5 separate regions of the Homo sapiens genome follow, and all the other regions are linked to region 2. The links are chromatin contacts, found by Hi-C or POLR2A ChIA-PET in ENCODE. All regions are on one chromosome and are shown on one strand. The core of a region is the stretch at or near the end of the contact, and the rest is flanking DNA. Distances in the headings are between cores, read along the strand shown.

Region 1 (2,700 bases), core at 42-2,541, 370 kb after region 2:
ATGAGTGGCTTCTTTATGAGAGTCCTTTCTTCCTGAATGTCTCCCTGACGCTGGTTGGATTTTTGATAGCTCAGATGATAGGAGCTGTTTGAATATAGAAGACAGTCTGTTCCACACTGTAGTTTACACCAGTCTTCAGTCAAGAGTCAGCCTGTTCTCCATCTGGATATGTTCCAAAATTTCCCGTGTTTGCCCCAAGCAGAGAATCGCACCTAGAAAGTTTGTACATTGTGGGATACTTAACTAAAACATTTTCTTCCCCAGCAGTCGAAGGACAAGAAAAAGAGAAGTTAAACATATTGAAAGGCCACTGATGGAACACTTTGATCTGATTGGAGAGTGACAGCAGGACCCTTGTCCTAACGCATCCTTTCTGGGCACATTCTAACCCCTCCTGCCGCTGCTCTAATGTTAAGAGTGATTGGAATGAAAATAATTATCAGTATTTCAAACATGAAGAAACTGAGTTGCAGAAATTAACTTATCTAAGGTCATGGTGAAGCTGGGACAGAAATCTACATTTCTTTGGCTTGAATGGCCAAGTTCTTTGTGTGAGCAGTTGAAGGAGAAAGAGTGATGGCAGCGGCTGGGAACTGAGTACTCTCTTGCCGTCTCACCTCCTCCCAAATAAGCCTTTCTTTCTTTCTTTTTGAGACGGGGTCTTGCTCTGTCACTCAGGCTGGAGTGCAGTGGCGCAATCATGGCTCACTGCAACCTCTGCCTCCTGGACTCAGATGCTCTTCCTACCTTGGGCTCCCAAGTAGCTGTAACTACAGGTGTGCACCACCATGCTCAGCTAATTTTTGTATTTTTTGCAGAGATGGGGTTTCATCATATTGCCCAGGCTGGTCTTGAACTCCTGGGCTCAAGTGATCCACCCGCCTCAGCCTCCCAAAGTGCTAGGATTACAGGCATGAGCCACTGCGCCTGGCCAACCCTGTTTTCTAATGGTAAGATAAGTAAAGTTCACTGCTGGTAACTCCTTCTCTTAAACCCAACCAAACTGAGGCCAGTCTTAACATGTGCTCTTGCATGGGTATGTCTGTGTTAAGTGTGCGAGAAGGTAGAATATTAACTCTCTTACCATGTAGCTGAATTTCTTCTCTGTTGATTCAGAAATGGAAAGAAAATGTCAGAACTCCTGTAATGCCTTTAAAACAAAGGTGCAGTGAAGGTATTGAAACCAGAAATGAAAATAAGTGGGCTATTTTTAGAACCGAGGTTCTATTTTCTCACTGACTCCCAGTTTCTAGTTAAGGGCAGAGTCCATTCCGGGCTACATGGGCTCTATTGGTGCCCTTCCAGAAGCCTGCATTTCCACTGCACCTTTCTATTTCAAATGTTAAAGGACTGGGGACATTTATAGGAGGTGATGGTCTCTTGGCACAGAAGACTATGTCTCCCAGAGCTGCCGCAGTGTTTTTTCATCCCTTTCTTCTCACTTCTTTTCTGTTTACCTTTGGCTTGAGTAAGTCGATTGGCATGTCTCTTTATATTGGGAAAATTCACTGTTTGCCACAAGCAAGAGAGAAGGCAGAAAGCATGGATACAAACAGATCTGAGGGTATTTTTATGTCTGTATCTCTATTTCTGGGGGCAAGGGACAGTGTTGCCATCCATTAAACATTTATTGTATTAGCAACCTCTGGCCATCCCTGCTAATGGAGGGAAAGGATGTTATGATAATCCAAAATAGCACAAAGTTCCCAGTTTTAACAATTTGATTTGGCAGTGCATTACAATAAAATCCCATGAATTCAACCTAATTAGGAAGGAGGCCAGTTTGGATTAGTGAAGCCCAAATGATATTTTATGGAAAATTGATTTTGTAGCTTCCAAATTTATGCAGCCACTTGAATTAGATATCAAAGTCTACAATAGAAATTCCCGGAACAGTTTTAATGACTAGTTAAAAATACTTGGCATTTTATTACAAAATGTTAGAGAAATGGTTACTTCCAAAGTGATCAAGACATTTCAGAACAGTCCTCTTGAGTTTTAACTATCTTCTGAAAGTCTTTCCTATCTTGTATTTATGAACAAGGCCTTTCTTGACATACGATAGGAAAGTAAATGCTTGTTAAAATTTCTTCAAATTTCTAGTCTGTTAGATTCGAATGAATAAAATTGACCTACATGATATTTTCCCCTCAGCAGATTTGTTGTCTTAATTCTGTTATGTTAAAGCTACTACAGATGGGAAGCCATTTCATGTAATACTGTATTTCTTTGGATGTTCTTATATTGAACTATATTTTTCTATTGATACAGGTGATAATTTTGTAGTGCTCTAATTTATAGTGGGCCCTTCCACTTTTAGTTTTTAACACATGATTTTCTCAGGTCCTAACCTTCTTTTCCTCCACATTTAATTATCTGTAAACAAATGCTAAAGCATTACAGATGAGCATCTTTTTCTTTTTAAGGGAGAATCACTGCCTTGTTTTGGTTTTGTAACAACAGCACTGTCTTCATTCCTCATGTGCAAGCAAGTGAGGTGACTTAGTGATTTCCAAATGACTGGCTGCACTGGAACCACCCAAGGAACTTTAAAAAATTGTGATTCCTAGGCCCCACTCCTGGAGATTTTGATTCAGTGGTTTTTTTTTTTTTTTTTTTTTTTTTGGAGCCCAAGATTTTCTATTTTTAACCAGCTCTCTGGTTGCTTCTGTTAGGTATCCAAACATGAAGTGGTTGCCT
Region 2 (2,736 bases), core at 205-2,704:
TACGTGACTGGACTGGGTGGGGCTTTGGGGTATAAGAGGAGTCAAGGGAAAAGATGGGGACCCGGCCCGACAGGGTGCTTTCTCCTCCCCCGCAGTGGATCCCTTACTCTGAGGACGGCGAGGATGCCTCCGGGTCGCAGCAGCTGCAGGCAGCGCTCGTAGTAGGCGGAGCAGTTCTCCTTGTCCGCATCCACCACGGCCACGTCGAAGGTGCCGGCCTCGCCCGCCGCCAGCAGCTCGTCTTGCGGGGGGAGGGAGGGCAGGTGCGGCTGAGTCCGCGGCCCCGGCGGCCCTGAGGCCCCTCCCAGGCCGGCCCGGGCTCTGTGACAACCGGCCCTGCCCTTAACCTGCCCGGCAGGCCCAGTCACAGCTCGGCCACACAGCAGCCTCGTTTGCAATGAATGGCTTCAAAGCCCTTCCCGCTTCGGTGCTCACCCAGGGTCTCCAAGGCGGGCTTCAGCCGGAGGTCGATCTTGTGCTCCGCCTCGGCCTGCGGAGGGAGCGGGTCAGCCGTTGCGCCCCCGCCTGGGGCTGCAGAGCTAGGCGCGGGCGCTCACCTGCCTCCACAGGGGCCGTCCCAGCTCCGGGGGCTGCGCGTCCACCTCGCAGGTCACCACGCGCCCGTCCGCGGGCAGCGCCAGGGCCAGGGCCAGGGCGGAGTAGCCCGTGAAGGTGCCTGGGACCAGGACACAGACGGGCTCAGCCCAGAGTGGGGGTCGGCCCGGAAACCTCGGCCCTCCGGGATCCCGGCCGCGTGCCCCTACCCAGGTCCAGCGCCTTCTTGGCCTGGATGAGCCGCGCCAGGTTGGCCAAGAGCTGGGCCTGCTCGCAGGTCATCATAGAATCCCCCTGCGGCTGCTCCAGGGTCAGCTGCGTGAAAGGAGAGGGTGGCACCAGCCATGCAGGTCACCCACCTTCGCCCTGGGGGTCCCAAGCCCCAGGGGCGCGGTTCTGGGCGTGGCCTGGGGGACTGGCCCTTCGGAACGCCCACCGCACCCGGCCCAGGGAAGCCGGAAGCCCAGGGAGGGCCAGGGCCCAGCCCAAGGTCACACAGCCACGTGGGACCCGCAGGGGTCGAGAGGGACGCCCGTTTCCGTCCCGCGCCCTGCTGACCAGCCTCAGGCTTCGCAGCGCCGGGTGCTCCCGCATGGAGCGGCTCAGAAGATACTGCCACAGGCGGCTGTCCTCGGGGGGAAGCAGGCACTGCTCTCGCCGGCCTCGCCATGGGGGGCACCGCCTCCCTGACGGGGAGAGGGTGTTGGATTAACCTGAGCCACGCCGCGCCCTACTCTGCGCCCGCCCACCCGCCCGCCGGGACCAGGTCCTGCTCACCCAGGAAGAGGCCAGTGGCGAAGGCGGCGCCCAGTGCGGCTGAGCCCAGGGCCAGCGCGGCGGGCACGGAGAGCCGGGGCACCGGCTGGGTCATGGCGCGGGCAGGAGGCGGCGGGAGGCAGTGACAGGTCACGTGAGCTGGAGCTCCTGGGACAGGTCTCGGACTCGCGGGCCCGCCGGGCTCCACCTTGTCGGGGCACTACCCGCGGAGCCGCGGTCTCGGGCATCATCTGGCGGCCACACAGCCTTACTGCAAGCCCCGCCCGAGAGAGCCGGGCGCGATCTGGTGGCCGCGCCGGGAACTGCGCCCCTGCGGGGAGCAGGCCAAGCGCCTAGATCTGAATTTTCCCGCCTGTGCCCGCAGTCCAGGTGCCTGCCTCCATTCCCCTCCTGCCAATGCTTTTTTCTCCTCGCCACCATTTATTCTGAGGCCCCTTGGGGGCATATGTGAATTGTGTATGGAGGGCGCCAGTGTAAGTTACAAGATAGTCACAAGTACAAGAGATAGAGATTAAAGGGGGAAGGCCTCCTGGACAAGATGCCCCAAAGCATCAGGCTGAAGGAGTGAGGGAACTGGTTTGAGGGCATGCAGCCTCGAATTGGGGTTCAGGAGCCCTGGGGTGGGCCTGTGGAACTGAGACCATATTCTTAGCTGTTAAAATCCTGCTTTTGGGGGCCAGATGGATACGAGTGTCTAATCTTGGTCCTGCCAGTCTCTCTGAGCCTCAGTTTCCTTCCTGTAAAATGAGGCCTACAATCTTACCATAAAAGGCACCAGATCCCACAGCTTCGCACACAGTAGCACAATACATAAGTGGCAGCTGCTGTTATGTTGGTAGGTTGGAATGAAGACATCTTGGGGAGAAAGCCGGTGAAGCTCCCTTGCAAGGTTGTTCTGTTGAAACACTGTCCAGAGAACACTGATTGAACCCCTACCATGCGCCAAACTCCGGAGGAGGTGAAAGACGCTGACGCTGTCCTTTTTTTTTTTTTTTTTGAGACTGAGTCTCGCTCTGTCACCCAGGCTGGAGTGCAGTGGCACAATCTGGTCTCACTGCAACCTCCACCTCCTGATTCAAGCGATTCTCCTGCCTCAGACTCTGGAGTAGCTGGGACTACAGGCACGCACCCCTACACCCAACTAATTTTTGTATTTTTTGTAGAGACGGGTTTTGCTATTTTGGCCAGGCTGGTGTCAGACTCCTGGCCTCAAGTGATCTGTTTGCCTCGTCCTTCCAAAGTGCTGGGATTACAGGCCTGAGCCATTGTGCCTGGCGTTGGTGTTCTTTTTTTTTTTTTTGGCAAGGTCTCTGGCAAGGCTGAAGTGCAGTGGCAAGATTACTGCTTATTGCAGCATCGAGCTCCCAGGCTCAGCAATCCTCTTGCCTCAGCCTCCCAAGTAGC
Region 3 (2,700 bases), core at 27-2,526, 380 kb before region 2:
TGGGATTACAGGCATGTGCCACCACTCCTGGCTAATTTTTTTGTATTTTTAGTAGAGACGGGGGTTTCACCATATTGGCCAGGCTGGTCTCGAACTCCTGACCTTGTGATCTGCCCACCTCGGCCTCCCAAAGTGCTGGGATTAGAGGCATGCCCCACCACGCCCAGCCCATTGTTTTATCATGACAGTAGCAATGTGTTTTAATTGTAAAATTCTTGACTTTTTGTTTTGTTTATAAACTTCCTTTTCTTGGCCCTGTGCCTTAAACTACAGTAGATTAGGTGAAACTGTTCTCTGATCACACTAGCATTTAAAATATGAACCTGAATCTTCTCAGGTACTTTGATCTCTCCAATCTATTAATGTTTCTGAGTACATAAACATCAATTAGCTCACCAAATTAAAGTTAGCAAATGCGTCAGCCATGTAATTTGCATGTGACATTTTGAGTTAGCAGGGCCAAGAGGGAAGTATGTTTTTGTGAGTGGGTGTGCTTATCTCTCTGTCTTCAGGTGGTGATGGAAAGTTGTACATGTAAGAGAAGGAGTTGTGGCAGTGGATATGTGAAATGCTAACTGTACATATGCCTCTGCTTGGGGCAGAAGCACTTTACCAGAGAAGTCTCCAACAGTTGCAAACTACATATTCTTTTTCCTTATATAAGTGAATCTTTTAATTAGTGTAATATTATGTAGAGTGTATGTTTTTTCTGTTTTTTTTTAATGAAAGGTGATATTTTGATAAATCTGCAAAATGAGCAATATAGACAACATTTTAGAGTGAATGATACTAGATTTAAACTATGAGGCTGGTCTCTGCAAAGATACAAAGTAAATACTAATCACTGGTCTAAGCAAAATCCAGGAAGGATTTTTGTTAATTTGACAAGTGGGTTTAGAATTCTTTAGCCACTATTTTTTAGAAACCAGCTTTGTTCATACATCCTTTCTCTAATTTGCCTCACTTTTGATCTGTGATAAACCAGCTGCAATTTGGTTTCATTAACAAACTTAACTGGTCAACAGATGTTTTGGCTCTATTTTGTCCTTTCTATTAGAAACAGCATAGGCGTACACAGAAACCATGCTGGGCCTTTTCCTGTCTGTAGCTCGACAGGCGTTACAGAAGAGCAACCTAACTTTACTTACAAGTTCAATTTTTCTTCCTCAGTATTTTTATTATAGGTATACAAACATTGTAGTTTTGTCTCCCCCATCAAGTCGGTCTTTTGTTGTTAATCTTCCATCTGTTAGTCCAGTATACACTTCTCACCCTGCTTTTTAGCATTGCAAAATCTTAGCATGCAGGGAAAAAGGTACTATTGCAGGAGAGGTAATTGAGATATCAGCGACTCTTCCACAATTCAAGGGAAGGAGTGGAACTAGCCTGGTGAATTTAGATAATTTCTTCCGTCTTCTTTGATGTCAGTGAGCTGCCATATGGAGAGCAGTGAGGCCTGCAGGAAGGAGGTGAGCCTTGGTCTGGGCTGCCTAGGGTGTTCAGAGTGACATGGGCTGAGAGCCAGAGGCAGAGCTTGACTGTTTCTGTTAGTAGTTTCTGATGTGACCAGCCCTGCTTTTTGTCCAAGGTTTCCCTGTCATGCTTGCCACCCTATGGGTATGATGAAGTTTAAGAAACAGATCATAAACATTATCTTGGGAAAGAGAAACATAAGAACATATTAAAATCTAGTAATAAGGCCATTAAAAGATGACTCCCATTTGATATTTGACCAACTTGTTTTCAAAATTAGTATTGTAAACACTTCTGTCTTATAACAAAACCCAGCTTTAGCTGTTGAGCCTTGAGTTGTGAGTAAAGCAGCAGAAAACAGGATCTGCTAGTGGAAGAGTATTGGCTGTTTGAAGAACATCAGCTGTTCCAGGTAGACTCCTGGCAGTGTGTGAGCAGACCTGGGAAAGGCAGGCATGGAGGGAGCTAGGAAAATACTTCTCTCCTAACCTTTATAATTTATAAAATTAGAGTATTTCATAAATATTAAAAGAGTAGTACAGTAAACACTCTATTTCTTTCACATAGATTCACCAATTTTAACATTTTGCCACATTCTTTCTCTTCCTATATGTGTGTATATGTATATGTTTTTATACATGGGTGTGCGTATATATACAGCACATTTATATATTCACAATTTTGACTAAACTGTTGGAAACTAAATTACAAATATTATATTTCACCCCTAAATACTTAATAATATATCAAAAATGTTCTCTTATATACTATACTATTACGCAAAAAATTCGGCAGTGGAATGAGTGTTAACTGACAGTCCATATTTCCCCAAATGGCCCCAAAATCTCATTTATAACTTTTGACTTTTTTTGAGATGGAGTCTCGCTCTGTTGCCCAGGCTGGGGTGCAGTGGTATGATCTTAGCTCACTGCAACCTCCACCTCCCAGGTTCAAGCAATTCTCTTGCCTCAGCCTCCCGAGCAGCTGGGACTACAGGTGCGTGCCACCATGCCCGGCTAACTTTTTTTATTTTTAGTAGTGATGGGGTTTCGCCAGGTTGGCCAGGCTGGTCTTGAACTCCTGACATCAGGTGATCTACCCGCCTAGGCCTCCCAAAGTGCTGGGATTAAAGGTGTGAGCCACTGCGCCTGGCCAACTTTTGACTTTTCATCCAGGATCCAACCAAAGATCATATATTGCATTTGGCTGTCATGTCACCTTTAATAG
Region 4 (2,762 bases), core at 70-2,569, 340 kb before region 2:
AGGCTGAGGCAAGAAAGTTGCTTGAACCCAAGAGGCGGAGGTTGCAGTGAGCTGAGATTGCGCCACTGCACTCCAGCCTGGGTGACAGAGCAGTACTCCATCTCAAAAAAAAAAAATAGTATCAATGAATTCAAAGAAATAAAATGTTTTTCATGTACTCATGGAAACAACTATTTCTAAAATTCTAAATGAATTATTATTATTATTATTATTATTATTATTATTATTATTATTTGAGACGGAGTTTCTTTCTTGTCAGTCAGGCTAGAATGCAATGGCGCGATCTCGGCTCATGCAACTTCTGCCTCTTGGGTTCAAGGGATTCTCCTGCCTCACCCTCCCCAGTAGCTGGGATTACAGGCGCCTGCCACCATGCCTGGCTAATTTTGTATATTTTTAGTAGAGATGGGGTTTCACCACGTTGGCCAGGCTGGTCTCGAACTCCTGACCTCTGGTGATCCACCCACCTTAGCCTGTCAAAGTGCTGGGATTACAGGCATGAGCCACCGCGCCCGACCTCTAAATGAATTTTTAAAACTCCAGCATCTCACAAATGGTTCTTGAATAATTTTTCCTTAGCCTGCAGTGTTTAAGTTGGGTTTTGAAGGTTTTGTTACTCAATAGTCACCCTTTTTTGGGTGTAAGTTTGTCCTCTACTCCTGAGTAAGTAAGTGACCTTAGGGCAGTATTACCATGAAACAGATCTCACAAATAACATTGATACCAACATCATTATTTTTGGTCAAATGTTAAATAGTTAAAATTTGTCATCCTAGTCTATATTGAACTAATTTGAAATACCTTATATTTAAGCAAACTTTATTGTTTTTAACATAGCAAAACAATTAATAAAACTTTAAATCAATTACACATGAAACAGTAAGAAAGCAGTGCAAGATTAAAATCTCTAGGTAAGTGTTCTATAGTGTATAAGTAAGTTCTGTAGAACTTCAGAAAAAAGAGAGGTCAGTAGGATTCTTAGAGCAAAGTGTGATTTTATCTGTACTTTGGGTCAGAATAACTTTTCTGATTTTTTTTATTACTAACATACCTAAACACAGATAATGTTAACATTAATTAAGTGACCTTAGGGCAGTATCACAATGAAACATCTCACAAGTAACATTGATACTAACACAATTATTTTTAGTCAAATGTTAAATATTTAAAATTTGTCATCCTTGTCTATATTGAACTAATTTAAAATATCTTATTGAAATATATTATTAATTAATTCATATCAGACTTAGCTAGAGACACCTAATGTTCAAAACAGAAAGTAGAGGTGGATTGGGCCCAGTTGGCTCCAGTTGCTCAGAGGATGTGGTCAGTGCTGTTTTTGTACATCTTGAGCTCTGCTCACTCTGTCTGCGAGTAGGTTTTGCGTTTTGCTTGTTGGCTGTCTTGTTGGGGGTGGGAAAATGGCTGCCCATACCTTCTGCCAGGTGGGCAACCCCAAAGACTTTTCTTTTCCAGCGCACGTGTAGGAGCAGCCTGTTGGAGGCATGTGCCCATGCTTTAGACTGTCACCCAGGTCATGAGGACTGTGGTTTGAAGAGTGTGCTCACTCAACTGGCTAGGGGGTGAGGGCACTGTGTTTGACAACTGTCAAGGACTAGCGAGGTTCCCAGATGAAAGGGGGTGATATACCAGAAGAAGAGGCATGGGTGGGAAATGTGCATAGCAGTCCCAGCCAATAGCTATCACTGCCTACCACATAGTGCTACAAAACAGCGTAAGAATTATTCATTGAGTGCAAATGTTGGGGGAGTGGGGGTTAAACAGAGACCTATTCTAAGTGATTCTTGACTGTTTGTCCAGGTGTCATTCCTTGTTATAGGAGTTTTAAAAGCAGAAAATTCTCAACTGCTCATTCACCTAATACTCCATGAAAGTATATATTCTTGAGTGTCCTAAGTGTGTGTCCTTTGAAATGTTTATATATATAAAAGATATTTTAAGTATAAAATCTTAAATATCTTTTACACTTAAAATATCTTTTATATTTTATATTTGTGCTTTTATAAGTTAAAAAATGTGATCACCATGACCCTCTACTTGGATGTGACAACCCTCCATTTTATAAAATAATTACCGTTGAATCAAAATTTTTGCTCAACGTATGCTATCCAGTTACCTGTCAAAGCCAACTGAATGAATGATGAAAAGGTTCAGATCAAAAGCAACTGGCTTAACTTCACGGAGGTTTTCATGCTTTAATTTAAAATGTGTCTATGTCTAACTGATTATCTCTCACATTTTATAAAGAAATATTGACGTTCTGTAAAGTATGTAGTGACCTCACTTCTGGCTGTGTGGGCAGGTTTCACTGCAGGCCTCTGAAGCATTGATATTCCTGTAACCTTTGAGGCAAGATGTGTGTGTAGTGTATTAATGAGCTGATTGAAGTGATGTACAGTAATTTCATCCTTGGGTAAAAACAGATGTGAAAGATTCTGTTTTAATATTTAATCAGCCTCCAAGCCTCTGTTGGCTTGTTTAAGTTGACCTGACAGCATTATACCTGGAAACACTTTGAATTAAACTCTGAGTGCTTGACCTTGTTCAAACAGTTGTAATTTAATAAGGCTGCTGTCTTGGTGGAGATAGTGTCGCTAATAGGCAAATCCTCTTCTGACTGGGATTGTTCTGTTTGTGAGTGCTGGGGTTGGAGAGATTCAGAGATTCTCATCAGTTTGTGGGGAGGAACTGGGATTTGAAGAAGTAAAAACAAATCTAAATTAAGAAAGTGTCTTTTAGAA
Region 5 (2,700 bases), core at 85-2,584, 310 kb before region 2:
ACCAGAGCATTTTAGCAGGTAATATTTTACAAAGGACCCAGCAGATAATTGGGCAGGTTTTTTCTTTAGGAACTTAGTGTTGATGGCCTGAATTAATCTGACTAGGAATTTAGACATTTCTTCATGATATATTTTGAGTCCATAGATGATCTGATTCTAATGTGACTTCAGTTTTTAACTTACATAGCGTTAAGCAAAAGGATGTGTGTGTATGTATGTGTGTTTGTTTTACATCCTAAAGGTATTACAGGCCCCATGGTAAACTTTTTGGCTCAAGTGAATCCAGAGTTTGGTATATGTAACCTCCAGTGGTGGTTCATGAACAAACACTTCATTTCTGTAGTCATATTTTTTTTTAAAGAATAAAAGTGAGCCAGGTTTAAAACTTGTTAAGAAAATAATAGCACAGGTGATACACAGATGAAGCAAAATTGCCGTGGATGGTCTGGGAATGCCTGAGGATTGAGAAACACTGGCTGAATTATACACTGTGGCAGAAGAAATTATAGGCCCTTAGAAACAGGTAGAGGTTATTGGAAAGATTCAAGCACCTAATGTTTAGTTAGAAGGTAAGTAAGCTGGTTTCTTAAGTTCTTGTTTATTTATTGGGTGTGGGCTCAGGATAAGTTAGTTTGAAATAGATCTTAGAGAAGTAAATGCAAGACAACTTTATCAATGAGTCATGGGCAAACAATTCTATTATTAGAAGTAGTATAGAAAAGGAGTAGGAGAAGTAGAAGGGAGGAAGTCTAGTATTCATTCATTTATTTATTCATTAATTCAGCCACTATTTCTTGAGCACCTGGTGTATGTCAGGCACTGTTGTAGGCACTGGGGACACAGCAGGGAGCAAAACAGACAAGTCTCTGCCCTCATGAAATTCATTTACATCCTAATGGGAAGAGACAAATAATGTAAGTGAGTATATAGCATGTCAGCTGTGAGAAATGCTATGGAGAAAAATAAAGCAGAGTAAGGGAATTAAGGAGTGATGGGATGGGGAGGCATTGCTTTTTTAAATAGTTTGATGAGGAAAGACCTCTCTAAGAAAGTGACATTTAACTTGACTTCTGAGGGAAGTGAGGGAGCATTCCAGGCATGGAGAAGGAGTGTTCTAGATGGAGGGAACAGCAAGTGCAAAGAGCCCTTGACATGTCTGAGAAACAGATAAGAGGCCAGTGTGGCTGGCGTGGAGAGAGAGGGGAGAGTCGTCAAGTAGTAAGAGGTGAGAGCAGATGGGAGGAAGGTCTCAGCACAGGTCAGGCCTCTGGCTTTGCTGAGAGTGATGGATGCCTTTGCAGGGTTTTGAACAGAGGAGGCACATGATTTGACTTAACGTTTTAACAAGCTGTTTCCTGCTGCTGTGTTGAGAATAAGCTGTAGGCGGCACCAAGGTGGCAGCTGGGAGGGTATTGCCACAAAACAAGCAAGAGATATGATGGTTTAGGCCAGTGGTAATGGTGGAGAGTGTGAGAAGAGGACAGATTCTGGATGTATTTTGAAGTAGAGCCCGCAGAATTTGTTGATGAACTTGATGCAGAGTGTTAGAAAAAGAGAAGACTTCAAGGTTATTGGCCTGAATAACTGGAAGGATGGAGTTATCTATCACTGAGATAAACAGAGGTAACAGAAGTAAAGGGGAGAGATGGCCATGGTAGAAGGTGGATTACACCTTTAAATTTTTAAAACATATTTTTATTTAAAATAGCCCTCACTCCCTGGCCCAGTGCACACAAAGGACCTGATTTGCTTTTACCCTGAGTTTGTCACTGTAGATATCCTGGAATACTTCGTTAAAAACTATAAATAAAGTGGCCATAATACGGCTCATTTTGTTCAGATTCTAAAAAAAAATTCCTTCATAAGCAGTTGGCTTCCAAATAGCAATGCATGCTGTCAGTTTGGTGACTAATTGGGTTAGAGGTTAATAGCAAGGCAGTCCTATAAACATCAACGGGAGTGGTGTATCCAAATGAAAGCTTGCATTAGGCAACAATTCAAAGAATGAGAATGACTAAATACCATGTTACAAGCCAAGTGAATTATATTAAGAGTTTTAACTTTGAGAGAAAGGGACGTTACCCCTGAAATAACTATCTTAGTTGGATCTTCCCTACTTAATACTCATAGTTGGGTTGTAAAAATGTAAAGGTTACCATCAAAACAGCACTTCTTAACCATGAAATTGACTAACTTTGTAAAATTAGAAATTCTGTTACTTACTTCCTACTATGCTGATTGGACATTCCTTCTTTTGCCAAAAGAACAGAAAGTTGGATTTTGTGCCTTCTAGCCAAGAGAACCACACACCTCTCTCTCTGTAGACCAGCTAAATGCTTCCTACTGCTCGGTGATGAAATCAGATCATGGAATCAGTCAGTTTGCTATACTGAATTTTTTTTTTTTCAGCTGTGTTCTAATTGAACCTTTGGGGAATAAACTAATTCTTAACATCTGAAAGTTTAAAGGTCTGATACTAGAATTTATGGGGTGGTAGAGGAGACCTTTTAGTCTCTGTATCCAAACCAAAATGTAAATTTACTTTTATTTATTTTTTATTTTTTGAGAAGGAGTCTCGCTTAGGCTGGAGTGCAGTGACATGATCTCGGCTCACTGCAACCTCTGCCTCCCGGGTTCAAGCAATTCTCCCTACCTCAGCCTCCCAATTAGCTGGGATTACAGGTGCTCTTCACCACGTCT

Evidence for each region. A loop is a pair of places that touch in the nucleus more often than their neighbours do. ChIA-PET counts read pairs that join two places held with the same protein, here RNA polymerase II (POLR2A). Pooled maps may share reads with other maps.
Region 1: a loop to region 2 is called in a map with no recorded cell type, with 9 times the contacts of the local background. The contact joins the enhancer-like site here to the promoter of COMTD1 in region 2. A Hi-C loop is called at or near these places in 4 of 37 single-sample maps with no recorded cell type and 4 of 50 pooled maps.
Region 3: a loop to region 2 is called in a map of B cell, with 6 times the contacts of the local background. The contact joins the enhancer-like site here to the promoter of COMTD1 in region 2. A Hi-C loop is called at or near these places in 1 of 168 maps with a recorded cell type or tissue (B cell) and 2 of 50 pooled maps. POLR2A ChIA-PET finds 5 or more read pairs at or near these places in 1 of 52 experiments (activated naive CD4-positive, alpha-beta T cell).
Region 4: a loop to region 2 is called in a map with no recorded cell type, with 4 times the contacts of the local background. The contact joins the enhancer-like site here to the promoter of COMTD1 in region 2. A Hi-C loop is called at or near these places in 1 of 168 maps with a recorded cell type or tissue (heart left ventricle), 2 of 37 single-sample maps with no recorded cell type and 7 of 50 pooled maps. POLR2A ChIA-PET finds 5 or more read pairs at or near these places in 1 of 52 experiments (WTC11).
Region 5: a map of IMR-90 shows a loop between it and region 2 (4-fold over the local background). The contact joins the enhancer-like site here to the promoter of COMTD1 in region 2. A Hi-C loop is called at or near these places in 2 of 168 maps with a recorded cell type or tissue (IMR-90 and PC-3), 1 of 37 single-sample maps with no recorded cell type and 6 of 50 pooled maps. POLR2A ChIA-PET finds 5 or more read pairs at or near these places in 1 of 52 experiments (WTC11).

Annotation. Positions count from the first base shown.
Region 1 is chr10:75,605,225-75,607,924 of GRCh38, forward strand. The region is part of intron 2 of LRMDA (leucine rich melanocyte differentiation associated); the gene reads left to right. Among named protein-coding and RNA genes, the nearest start is that of MIR606, 54 kb to the left of the region's middle. Within about 2 kb of position 1,292, at least 4 of the 41 ENCODE cell types and tissues checked have a DNase peak (open chromatin) inside an H3K27ac peak, as active enhancers do.
Region 2 is chr10:75,234,503-75,237,238 of GRCh38, forward strand. It overlaps COMTD1 (catechol-O-methyltransferase domain containing 1), which reads right to left and starts at 1,455. Exons shown (of 7, transcript NM_144589.4): 1 at 1,333-1,455; 2 at 1,114-1,241; 3 at 765-870; 4 at 558-676; 5 at 436-490; 6 at 108-241. The coding sequence starts at 1,426. RefSeq lists silencers at 184-413, 574-863, 994-1,073, 1,234-1,373, 1,409-1,703.
Region 3 is chr10:74,853,760-74,856,459 of GRCh38, forward strand. All of the region lies in intron 3 of KAT6B (lysine acetyltransferase 6B), which reads left to right. Among named protein-coding and RNA genes, the nearest start is that of KAT6B, 29 kb to the left of the region's middle. RefSeq lists a silencer at 2,311-2,521. Within about 2 kb of position 1,277, at least 9 of the 41 ENCODE cell types and tissues checked have a DNase peak (open chromatin) inside an H3K27ac peak, as active enhancers do; they include B cell, where a contact is called at or near this core.
Region 4 is chr10:74,899,057-74,901,818 of GRCh38, forward strand. All of the region lies in intron 3 of KAT6B (lysine acetyltransferase 6B), which reads left to right. Among named protein-coding and RNA genes, the nearest start is that of KAT6B, 74 kb to the left of the region's middle. Within about 2 kb of position 1,320, at least 4 of the 41 ENCODE cell types and tissues checked have a DNase peak (open chromatin) inside an H3K27ac peak, as active enhancers do.
Region 5 is chr10:74,922,502-74,925,201 of GRCh38, forward strand. All of the region lies in intron 3 of KAT6B (lysine acetyltransferase 6B), which reads left to right. Among named protein-coding and RNA genes, the nearest start is that of KAT6B, 97 kb to the left of the region's middle. Within about 2 kb of position 1,335, at least 9 of the 41 ENCODE cell types and tissues checked have a DNase peak (open chromatin) inside an H3K27ac peak, as active enhancers do; they include IMR-90 and PC-3, where a contact is called at or near this core.